2 separate regions of the Homo sapiens genome follow, and region 1 is linked to region 2. The links are chromatin loops, found by intact Hi-C in ENCODE. Cell type or tissue: thyroid gland. All regions are shown on one strand.

Region 1 (5,000 bases), 120 kb before region 2:
CTGGGAGGCGGAAGTTGCAGTGAGCCAAGGCCGCGCTATCGCACTCCAGTCTGGGTGATAGAGTGAGACTCCATCTCAAAAAAATAAAAGAAAAAAAGAAAGAAACTAGATTTTGTGCATCCACATTCAGTCCCCTGTCCCACTAGGCTAGGCAAAAGGAATCTGGGATTGCAGAAGGACAGGGCTCATTCTTCGACAGACAGCTTCTGTGACTTGGCCTGGGACTCTGATAGCTTGGCACCTTCACCACCCCTTGCAGCCCTCAAGGAGAGGCAAACCTCAATAAAATGACTGGGAGAGAAAGCCAGAGGAGGAAGCATCCACAGGGCCCATCCAGTAAGGGGGGTGGGGTCCCTGACACCAGAAGCATTGCTGCCCTGGGAGAAGTAACGAATGATTGTAGGGCCAGCAACAAAATAGGCTAAAACACAGCTGCCTTCAGAGGAGGTGAGCTAAGTAGGAGTTGTGAGGATCTGAAGGTCATATGCCCTCCGGCCTAACAGGGCCCTCCTCACTCAGCTCTGTGGCTAAGCAGAGGGTGGGCCCAGGACTGTAGGAGCTTTTGATTTTTTTCAAGAGAAGCTAAGATTCTGAATTTTTACATAAAATTGCCTGTTTTTATTTAAAAAATCATTAATAAAATCAAACCTAAAAAATCAAAAAGCACCGGCAGCCAAATAAAATAAACTTGCAAGGGAGCATGAGTTGGTGACCTCTGGGCTATTTTTTTACGCAAGTTCAGAGAGACAGCATGGGTTTTTAGATTGTACCCAGAGGCGGAAGTACAAGGCAGGGCAGGTACACACAGGACGTTCCTGGCGCTCTCTTCTCCACCTTCCTTCCCCTGTCCTCTCTTCTTAGCACTTCCTAGGGCTTTACATTGTGTTCTACACTTGTGTGGGTTCTTCATTTTCTGACACTCCTTCTCACAGCTAGAATAAAACCTCCAGGAGGCCAGAGACCTGTTTGCTAACAGCTGTATCTCTCATTTTTTGACTATATCTGGTACACAGTAGGCGCTCAATAAATAGTGGCCCAGTTGAAAAGGAATGACTGGTCCATGCTCCCATCTACAACATCCAAGCCAGGCTGAGTTGGTGTCACAGACCCCTCATTTCAGGGTCTGTCATCGAATTCAGAGTAGTTCATGAGGCTGCTGTGGACCAGAGTGACCCAGCATAATCCCTATCCAGAATTTTAAGACAAATACAATGCTACCAAATCCAGTTTTATTTTGTATTTCTGTGTGTGTGTGTATGTGTGTGTGCGCGTGTGTGTGTGTGTGTTTTGGTTAAAAAAAATCTGCAAGAGAGGAAGAAAAATACACATCCATCCGTGGCGTATATTCAGCTGTGATCATGAAAATACTGAGTTATTGTCTGAAATCGTGTAAAGCAAGAACCTGCATTAAGAAAGCATAGCTAAGCAAACAGGCCCGGGACCCATATCTGCTGACATACCGTGCTATCCTGAGACTGCCGCAGAACATTTGCAAAGCCGTGTTCTCTAAGAATTCTGCACAGTGCAAACAGGCATGAGGGGAAAAAATACTACTAGGGAACTTCTAGTTCTTGCTGAAAAGGAAAATTTTGAGCTCTAAATCTAGCACTACCAAGCAAGAGAGGCATCTGTGGCTGCATATAAAGCTGGTACTCCTTTGCTTGAACAAAATCCCTCAGTATACAGTACTTAAAATAAACAAAGCTCAAAACAGTCAGCTACACACGCATGTTTTTTGGCCACATGCTGCCTGAAGAAAATAGCTATGCAGTGTGCATGCCCTAGTTTAAACCAAGCCTGAATACCGCACAGTCTCATTCCTCTCCCGGTCTCCTTTTCTAGACAGAAATACATTTCCCTTTAATGTACAAGTGAGAAAAAAATATGTTTAAAAGACAGTCCAGGCCCTTGATAAAAGCACTTACTTTGAAAGAACAGGACAGACTACGTATTCAAAACAAGAGCGCCTTCTTAAAGTGCAGGCTCAGAAGTTGTTCAATGGCCAGGACCTTCATTTGTGCTGGCAGCTCTGGTCCTGCTGGGCATGGTTAAGGGCGAGGCTCGCAGCCCGCACGGCGTGGTCCTTCAGGGGTGCTGCGTCAGGCTGACGCTCCGGAACAGTTACTGGGACAGGCTGTGAGCGACTCACCAGGACAGTTTTATTTCTGTGCTGAGCTTGCTGCTTCCTGCTGGGAAAATGTTAGTGGCGGAGTCACACCCAGGTACCGGGCCGCAGCCAAGGCTCCGCAGATGACCCGAGTTCTGATGGAGGTGGGGACGGGCGGCGCCCGGCACCTAGGGGGCAGAGGGCGAGCAATCCCGGAAGAAGACTCACGCTAGGCGATTGGTCTCCTCACGGGAGCTCCTCGACCCTGCCAAGGGCATGACTCAGCTCACCCAGGGCAGTGCTGGACCACACTATTTATCCCCTAAGGTCCAGGAAAGCCGAGTTCAGGCAATGACTGGCGAAGAGCTAGAGGGGAGGCAGGGAGGCCCCTAAGTCACTGGGGTCTAGAGGTTGTGGCCTCACATGCACACAGATTCAGCCCCTTTCTCTTTGGTAGCTGTTGCAATAGAGTGGCCTAGGACTCCGACCCTGAAAACTATGAGGAGGGGGAGGGGAAACAGGAGGAGAACGGGGAGATGGGGGAAGAGGGACAGGAGAAGGAGGAGGAAAAGGAGGAGGAGGAGGAGGAGGAGGAGGAGGAAAAGGAGGAGGAGGAGGAGGAGGAGGGAGAGTAAAGCAGCCGGCCTTACAATGGAGGTTCCAAATCAATAAGTGTAGAGAATTAATGATGTCCTGATTTTCTGTTGGTGTCAGGATGACAAACTGCAGAGTTAGAAGAGAGGCTTCTCATGACTTTGTCAATTTATATCTGCACAACATTATAACCAAAAGCAAGCCGGAGATTAGTGGAAGTTTAGGGAAGCTGGCTGTGGTTCTACACCTCTGTCTCCTGATACGTTCTAGACCCAGGATGTGTCTAGATGAAGGATGTGGTGGGGCGGGGTATGGTGTAGGGAACCTCAGGATCGTTTTCAGTTTGGAAGATTTAAGCAAGAACATAAAAGTTCTGGAGCCACAGATTTTCTTTATTGTGTAGAGTATGGGGTGAAGGAGACTGATGTAACAATGCCCATTCTGTGTCAGGAGAGGGGTGTTGCTGTCAGGAGCCCTGGGGCTCCACCTCAGCCCTGCGATCTCTGGGTGATCTCTGATGACACACAACCTCTCTGGGCTCCTCTCTCTTTCTTCTTCTTTCTCTCCTCTCCTCACCTCTCCTCCTCTCCTTTGTCTTTCTCTTCCCTCCCTCTCTCCATTGTTTTCCCTCCCTCCCTCCCTTCCTTCCTTCCTCTCTCCCTCCCTCCCTTCTTGCTTGCTTTCTTCTTTCTCTCTTTCTTTCCTTCCTTCCTTCTTCCTTCCTTCTTTCCTTTCTCTTTTTCTTTCCTTCCCTCCTTTTTTCTCTCTCTTTTTTCCTCTTTCCCTTCCTCCCTCCTTCCTTCCTTCCTCTCTCCCTCCCTTTCTTGCTTGCTTTCTTCTTTCTTTCCTTCCTTCCTTCTTCCTTCCTTCTTACCTTTCTCTCTCTTTCTTTTCTTTCCTTCCCTCCTTCTTTTCTTTTTTTCTCTCTCTTTTTTCCTCTCTTTCCCTTCCTCCCTCCCTCCTTCCTTCCTTTCTTCCTTCCTTCTTCCCTCCCTCCCTCTCCCCTTCCTTCCTCCCTCCCTCCCTCCCTCTCCCCTTCCTTCCTCTCTCTCTCTCTTTCTTTCCTTCCATAGCATCTTGCTCTGTTGCCTAGGCTGGAGTGCAATGGCACGATTATAGCCCACTGCAGCCTCTAACTCCTGGGCTCAAGCAATTCTGCCTCAACCACCAGAGTAACTGTGACTGCAGGTGCACTGCCATGCCTGGCTAAAATTTTATTTTTATTAGAGATGGGGTCTCACCATGTTGCCCAGGCTTATATAGACTGGTCTCAAGCTATCCTCCCGCTATCCCCCTCCCAAAGTGCTGGATTACAGGCATGAGCCACTGTGCCTGGTCTGGGCTTCACTTTCGACATGAGAAGTTGTTATGATCCCTCAAATTTTAGTGCCCTATTCTTCCATGTCCTGCCATCTAGCACATGCCCTAAACAGAAGGAAATCAAATGAACCAAGTTTTCCTGCATATTTCTTCCATTGTCCTCCCTTCATTCCTCTACCTTAAGGCAGTAAATTCCACCAAAGGATCACACCTTGGCATTGTAGTCAAAACAGAGCTAAACTCTGAACAGCCCAGAGGAACTGATTTTCTAGTCTTTGGAGAGTATAGCAGACATGGAGCTGTGCTTCTCTTTTAAGAACAGATTCATTGCCTAGTTGTCAGGATGCTGTCAGCTGACAGCTTCCAGCCACCAACTCCTTCCACTCCACCTATGTATGGAGGGGTGCTCAGGCTCTCTTTAGGGTGCCTTGGCCTAACATTAAGCTAGTTGGGGATGCAGGGGTCTAGCCATTCCCACCCAACACTGGGTCTCTGAACAGGCAGTTTTTGCTCCTGAGAGTCCACTGGGCTGGCAGAGGCTCTGCCAGGCTGCAGCCCCCACACAATTCCACTTCCTCCCTTTCCCTGTCACAAACGTTAGTTCTCTCTTGCCCTCTCAGGGGACCTAACAGACACAGAGATGCCAGTCATTTGCAATGCATGTTTTGTTTTTTCTCCACAGAGGGCCTTTGATAGGCTTAGAAAGCCATCTTTGGGTGACAAGATACTTGTCTTTGTAGCATAAAGATCTTCAGCACAGATTTCTTTCTCATTCTCTTATTCACAGATGTGGAAAGGCTTAGTTCCCGTCAGGTCTAGCTAGTGTTTCTCAACCAGGAGTGCATACCAGAATTACCTAGAGACCTTTTCAGTGTGCAACTACACAGGCTTCACGTGCAGAGCTAGACTTGGTGGTTTGCGATGTACCCCTGGTTGAGAACCGGTGTTTATAGCATAAAATTCTTCCTTGTATGAGCCT
Region 2 (5,000 bases):
CCCTTAAAGAGCATTCTCAGGAGCTCCACCTGGCAGCTTCCAAATTTATCTCATTAGATTCAAATATGTCATATGACTACCCCCTCCCTGTAAGGAAGACTGGGAGATAAAGCTGTTAAGAAGAGACCATTCCCAAATTAAGTCGTGGCCCTGTTAGTAAGTGAAAAAAGAGAGGGAAGATATTGGTAGATAGATAACAGCCTATAACAACATCCCCGAGATAAATACAGTACCACAGGGGGAAGAATCAATACACAAAAATATAATAAGTAAAGATTTTCCTTCACAGAGTAGGCAAATCAGAATTCATGTTTCAGGTAAAGTCAACGAGAGCAAAAACCTATATACCTAGACATTTTAGCAAAATGCTCTGATACATTTTTTAAAACTCTTAAATGTACCCAAGTAGAAAAACAATCCAGATTATCTACAAAGAATTTAAATTTAGGCTGCCCTCAGACTTCTCCATGATCACCAAAGGTAGAATAATATGTCAAGAGTCTTGGGGAAAAAGTCACAACACAAAAATGATAGTCGCAGACAAAACATTATTTATTAAAGTAAGAAAAAAAAATCCCCCAAATATTGAAAGATTGAGGAAAATATGCCACTTAAAAACCTGCAGAAGCCCAGCATGGTGGTGCATGCCTGTAGTCCCAACTACTTAGGAGGCTGAGGCAGGAGGATTGCTTGAGCCCAGGAGTTCAAAGCTGCAGTATGCTATGATTGCACCACTGCATTCCAGCCTTGGGGACAGAGCAAGACCCTGTCTTTAAAAAAATTAAATTTAAATTTAAACATAAAAACACTTAAACATAGACTTTCCCAAAAATCTATAGGTGGGAAGTTCATTCCATTCATATTTTAAAACACATTTATTCTTTTTTTTTTTTTTTTTTTTTTGAGACAGAGTCTCACTCTCTTACCCACACTGGAGTGCAATGGTGCAATCTCGGCTCACTGCAACCTCTGCCTCCCGGGTTCAAGCGGTTCTTCTGCTTCAGCCTCCCAAGTAGCTGGGATTACAGGCATGCACCACCACGCCCGGCTACTTTTTGCATTTTTAGTAGAGACAGGGTTTCATCATGTTGGCCAGGCTGGTCTGGAACTCCTGACCTCAGGTGACCCGCCCACTCCCAAAGTGCTGGGATTACAGGCTTGAGCCACCATGCCCGGCCACAAATTTATTCTTAAAATTTAAGAATGAAACACTTGGGCTATAAAAAAACATAATTTAGGTAAGTTTGAACAAGTTAGAGAGGGCTTGTGACTAATTATATTTTCCGAAGATGGACACAGCTATATATCCTAGCCTACATGTGACAATGTACAGCTCTCTGTTGAGAAGAATTCTTAAGCTAAATCTAGACTTAGCAGAAAAGAATGACTTAAAATTATTGACATGCCAAGATGGGAATCAACAAATAAAGTTTTCATCCAAAACAGCATAAAAAGAAAAGTAAAAGACACTCATGAAAACTGTATTATTAAAAATATACATATATTTGAAAACAATAGATATAAGAAAGTACAAAATAAAGGAAATGAATATCAGCATTAGTTCTTGAGTTAAAAAAACAATAAAATAGACACATTTACAACTAATCTTAGTTGAAAAAGAGAGGGAGGAAGAGAGGGAGAGAGTAAGGGACAGAGTAAGGAAGGAACAGAGAAAGAAAGAGAGAAATATAAAATGTAAAAACAACAACAAAAGGAATTAAAGCTACTAATAAACAGGAAACTATAAAAGAAAAATGGTCAAAAACTTGAATTTAGAAAAATAGACAGTTTTCTAGGAAAAGATAATTTATTTGTCTCAACTAGAAATAAAAACTAAAGAGACCAATAACCATAAGATTAATGAATTAATTTATCAGATTGATACGGAAAAAGGCATAAAGCCCAAGGAGATTTTCCAGGGAATAATAATCACATGATATTCATTTCCCAGGAGAATTTAAAAAGTTTACCAATTCATTTTATAAATGTTAAATACATAGTATAATAAAAATGCAAACTAATCTTATTTATTCATTTATATATAAATGTGTATATATTTCATATGTAAGTATATCATATATATATAAAACTAAACACATTGAGTCATCACAGAATTGAAAAAATAATAGTGCTCAGGTTGGGTGTATTTGAAGGCTGTAAAGATAGTTTAATTCTAGGAAACTTATTAATGTAATTGATCATTTCATTAGGTCAAAGGAAAAAACGCACTAGTTAACTTCAGTAAATTCCCCCAAATTCAATGTTTAGACATGATTAAAACACCAACAAAACTAGAAATAGAATCATCCTTCTTTCTTATTAAAAAACTGAAACAAATAGCCCTTATTATTTAATAATGAAAAACTAAATCCAGCTTAATTAAAGACAAGAACTAAATAGAACTCTTCTTTCACCACATTATTTATTATCGTTCTAATTTTAGCCAATGTTATAAGCACCTCCCACCTCCAACTGAAGAAGAAAAGAAGGGAGGAAGGAAGGAAGGAACAGAGGAAGGGGAAGAGACCAGGAGAGTGGAAGGAAGGAAGAAAGAAGGGTCAAGAATTAAAGAAAAGTGTAAGCACTCAATTTCTTGTGTTAGAGATAACATAAAAGGCACTCACTGGGCAAAATTGGGTTAATTTGAGCACCATGAAGAATACTGATTGTATCACACTGAGTAAGTAAAAATCCTTAAGAACCCAGTGACTCTCTTCCCCTAAAGGGAGGGGTGGAGGAAGGGAGAGAGAGAAAGAGAGAAAGAGAGAGAGAGAAGGAAACTCTTGTTCACAGAAGAATGACCACTAATGAATGTGAAGGGAATCATATGATTGTAAAGTTACCATTTTGCAACCCCCAATGTAGATTTAGGGGCGATCCATTCGATGATACGACAATTAAGTGCAAGGTTATTGGGGAATAGGAATTTGTCCCTATTAGTAAGTGTGAAGACAAATTGTACTTTTTGATGGAGACATCTGAAGATCATTATTTTAACCAATAGGTCATCACAAATAAAATTAAAAGACACATCTTAAACTGCATCAAAAATGATAGTTAACATCTATAATATATAGACTTAATTCAAATTGGCAAGAGAAACACCAAAACCTTACTTGGGGCGGGGGGGCGCTGTGAGGGGCTGTGTGGAGATGCAAAGTCCCAGTACAGAGAATTTGCAGAAAATGAGATACAAACATGATCCTTTCACTAAGAGTCAGAGAAAATAGAGTGGATAGGATTGCATTTGCCTTTGCATCTGAACCTAACAACAGAGGTTTCACTAAACTGGGTATTTTCCCCACTCGATGCCCTTGTAACCCAGGCCCCCAGGCCACCTTTCCCTCCATGTGGAGTCCTCAGCATGCAGCTTTCAATCCTCGGTCATAAGACAGCAGGAGGAGACAGAAGGACAAAGGGTGAACACTTGTGCCAACTGAAAATGTCCCTCCTGATCAGGAAAACAACATCTTTCCCAGATGCCACTCTCAGGAGTCACCTGGCTGCACCTACCTGCAAAGAGCCCACCTCCAGTATCCCTCTTCCTTTGGCAAAAGAGCAAAACTAAAAGGGTTTAAATCATAGCGCTGAGCACTGACAAGTTGGAGTCTGGCACCTTCATAGAGGGTTGGAATACAATATATGTTGTTACAACTTTCCTGAAAAGCCACATTCTTCAGTATGTTTGAGGAAACCCCAGTGTACCTTTTGATTCATCAGTTCTGCTTTTGAGAATCATTTCTATGGAAATACCAAAAAAATGCAGTCAATGATTTGTATACACTGTATTAATCAATTCAATGTTTCTAACATCCACTCCTCTCAAAAAACAAAACAAAGGTACATTTAACTTCAGTGCCCAGTAATAAGTGAAAGGCTGAAAATGCAGGGTTGGTCATTGGAAAGCCCAGCAGTGTGAGCTGGTCAAGCCATAGAAACACTTCAGGTCTCAGTACTCCCATCTGTAGACTGAAGTTAATAATACTTTTCACACAAACTTGGAAGGATTAAATACAAAAAAAATTTTTTTTTGAGATAGAGTCTCACTCTGTTGCCCAGGCTGGAGTGCAGTGGCAAGATCTCGGCTCACCGCAACCTCTGCTCCTGGGTTCAAGCAATTCTCCTGCCTCAGCCTCCCAAGTAGCTGGGATTACACGCGTGTGCCACCACGCCCATCTAATTTTTGTATTTTTAGTACAGATGGGGTTTCACCATATTGGCCAGGCTGGTCTTGAACTCCTGACCTCCAGTGATTCACCCGCCTTGGCCTCCCAAAGTGTTAGGATTACAGGTCTGAGCCACCATGCTCAGCCAAATAAAATTTTATACATAAAACATACAGTAAAGTGCCACACTAAAGAATCAATGCATAATAGATACATACATATACACAAAGTACTAAGTAGATTATTGTATACCCAGTTATTAATACAGGTTGAGCATTTCTAATCCAAAAATCTGAAATCTGAAATACTACAACGTTTGAAATGTTTTAAATGCCGACATAATGCCACAAGTGGAAAATTCCACAATGGACCTCATGTGCCAGGTCACAGTCAAAATTCATGTGCACCACACACAATTGATCCAGCCTGCTGATGTTTGTTGTCATTGTCTAACAGCTGATACAGGTATTCTGGTGATGCTACTGTGTTGCTTAGTTACCTGGAACACATTGTTTATCACTATATTAATGATATGCCATATTGTTTTACTGTTGAGTACTGAAGTGCGAATAAGTGTAAGAAAATGATTACTTATCATTTTCTTTGTAGCATACAAATTCTGAGTCAGGAATGATGGTGATGTCAAACACCCACAGACTGTCCACATGGGTGCCTGAGATAGTGACACCCTTGCTTTCTGACGGTTCAATGTACACAGACTGTATCATGTATAAAATTATCAAAAATATTGTATAATTACCTTCAGGATATGTGCATAAGGCGTACATGAAACATAAATGAATTTCACGTTTAGATTTAGGTTCCAGCCTCAAG

Evidence for each region. Hi-C counts contacts between places; a loop is a spot of excess contacts. Peaks named below come from ENCODE experiments on the same cell type or tissue, not always from the same donor. Only the 100,000 strongest peaks of a DNase experiment are listed, where the experiment ranks them.
Region 1: a loop joins it to region 2, with 4 times the contacts of the local background. A loop is called at or near these places in 1 of 110 quality-filtered maps.

The regions. Positions count from the first base shown.
Region 1 is chr7:43,246,405-43,251,404 of GRCh38, reverse strand. The region is part of intron 3 of HECW1 (HECT, C2 and WW domain containing E3 ubiquitin protein ligase 1); the gene reads right to left. It overlaps LOC124901619 (a long non-coding RNA gene), which reads left to right and starts at 2,107. Exons shown (of 2, transcript XR_007060295.1): 1 at 2,107-2,222. In thyroid gland, no CTCF peak of the experiment used is centred here; a DNase peak (open chromatin) is centred at 2,064; H3K27ac peaks cover 1,699 bases.
Region 2 is chr7:43,130,297-43,135,296 of GRCh38, reverse strand. All of the region lies in intron 2 of HECW1 (HECT, C2 and WW domain containing E3 ubiquitin protein ligase 1), which reads right to left. The region is part of intron 3 of HECW1-IT1 (HECW1 intronic transcript 1); the gene reads right to left. Among named protein-coding and RNA genes, the nearest start is that of HECW1-IT1, 15 kb to the right of the region's middle. In thyroid gland, no CTCF peak of the experiment used is centred here; no DNase peak of the experiment used is centred here.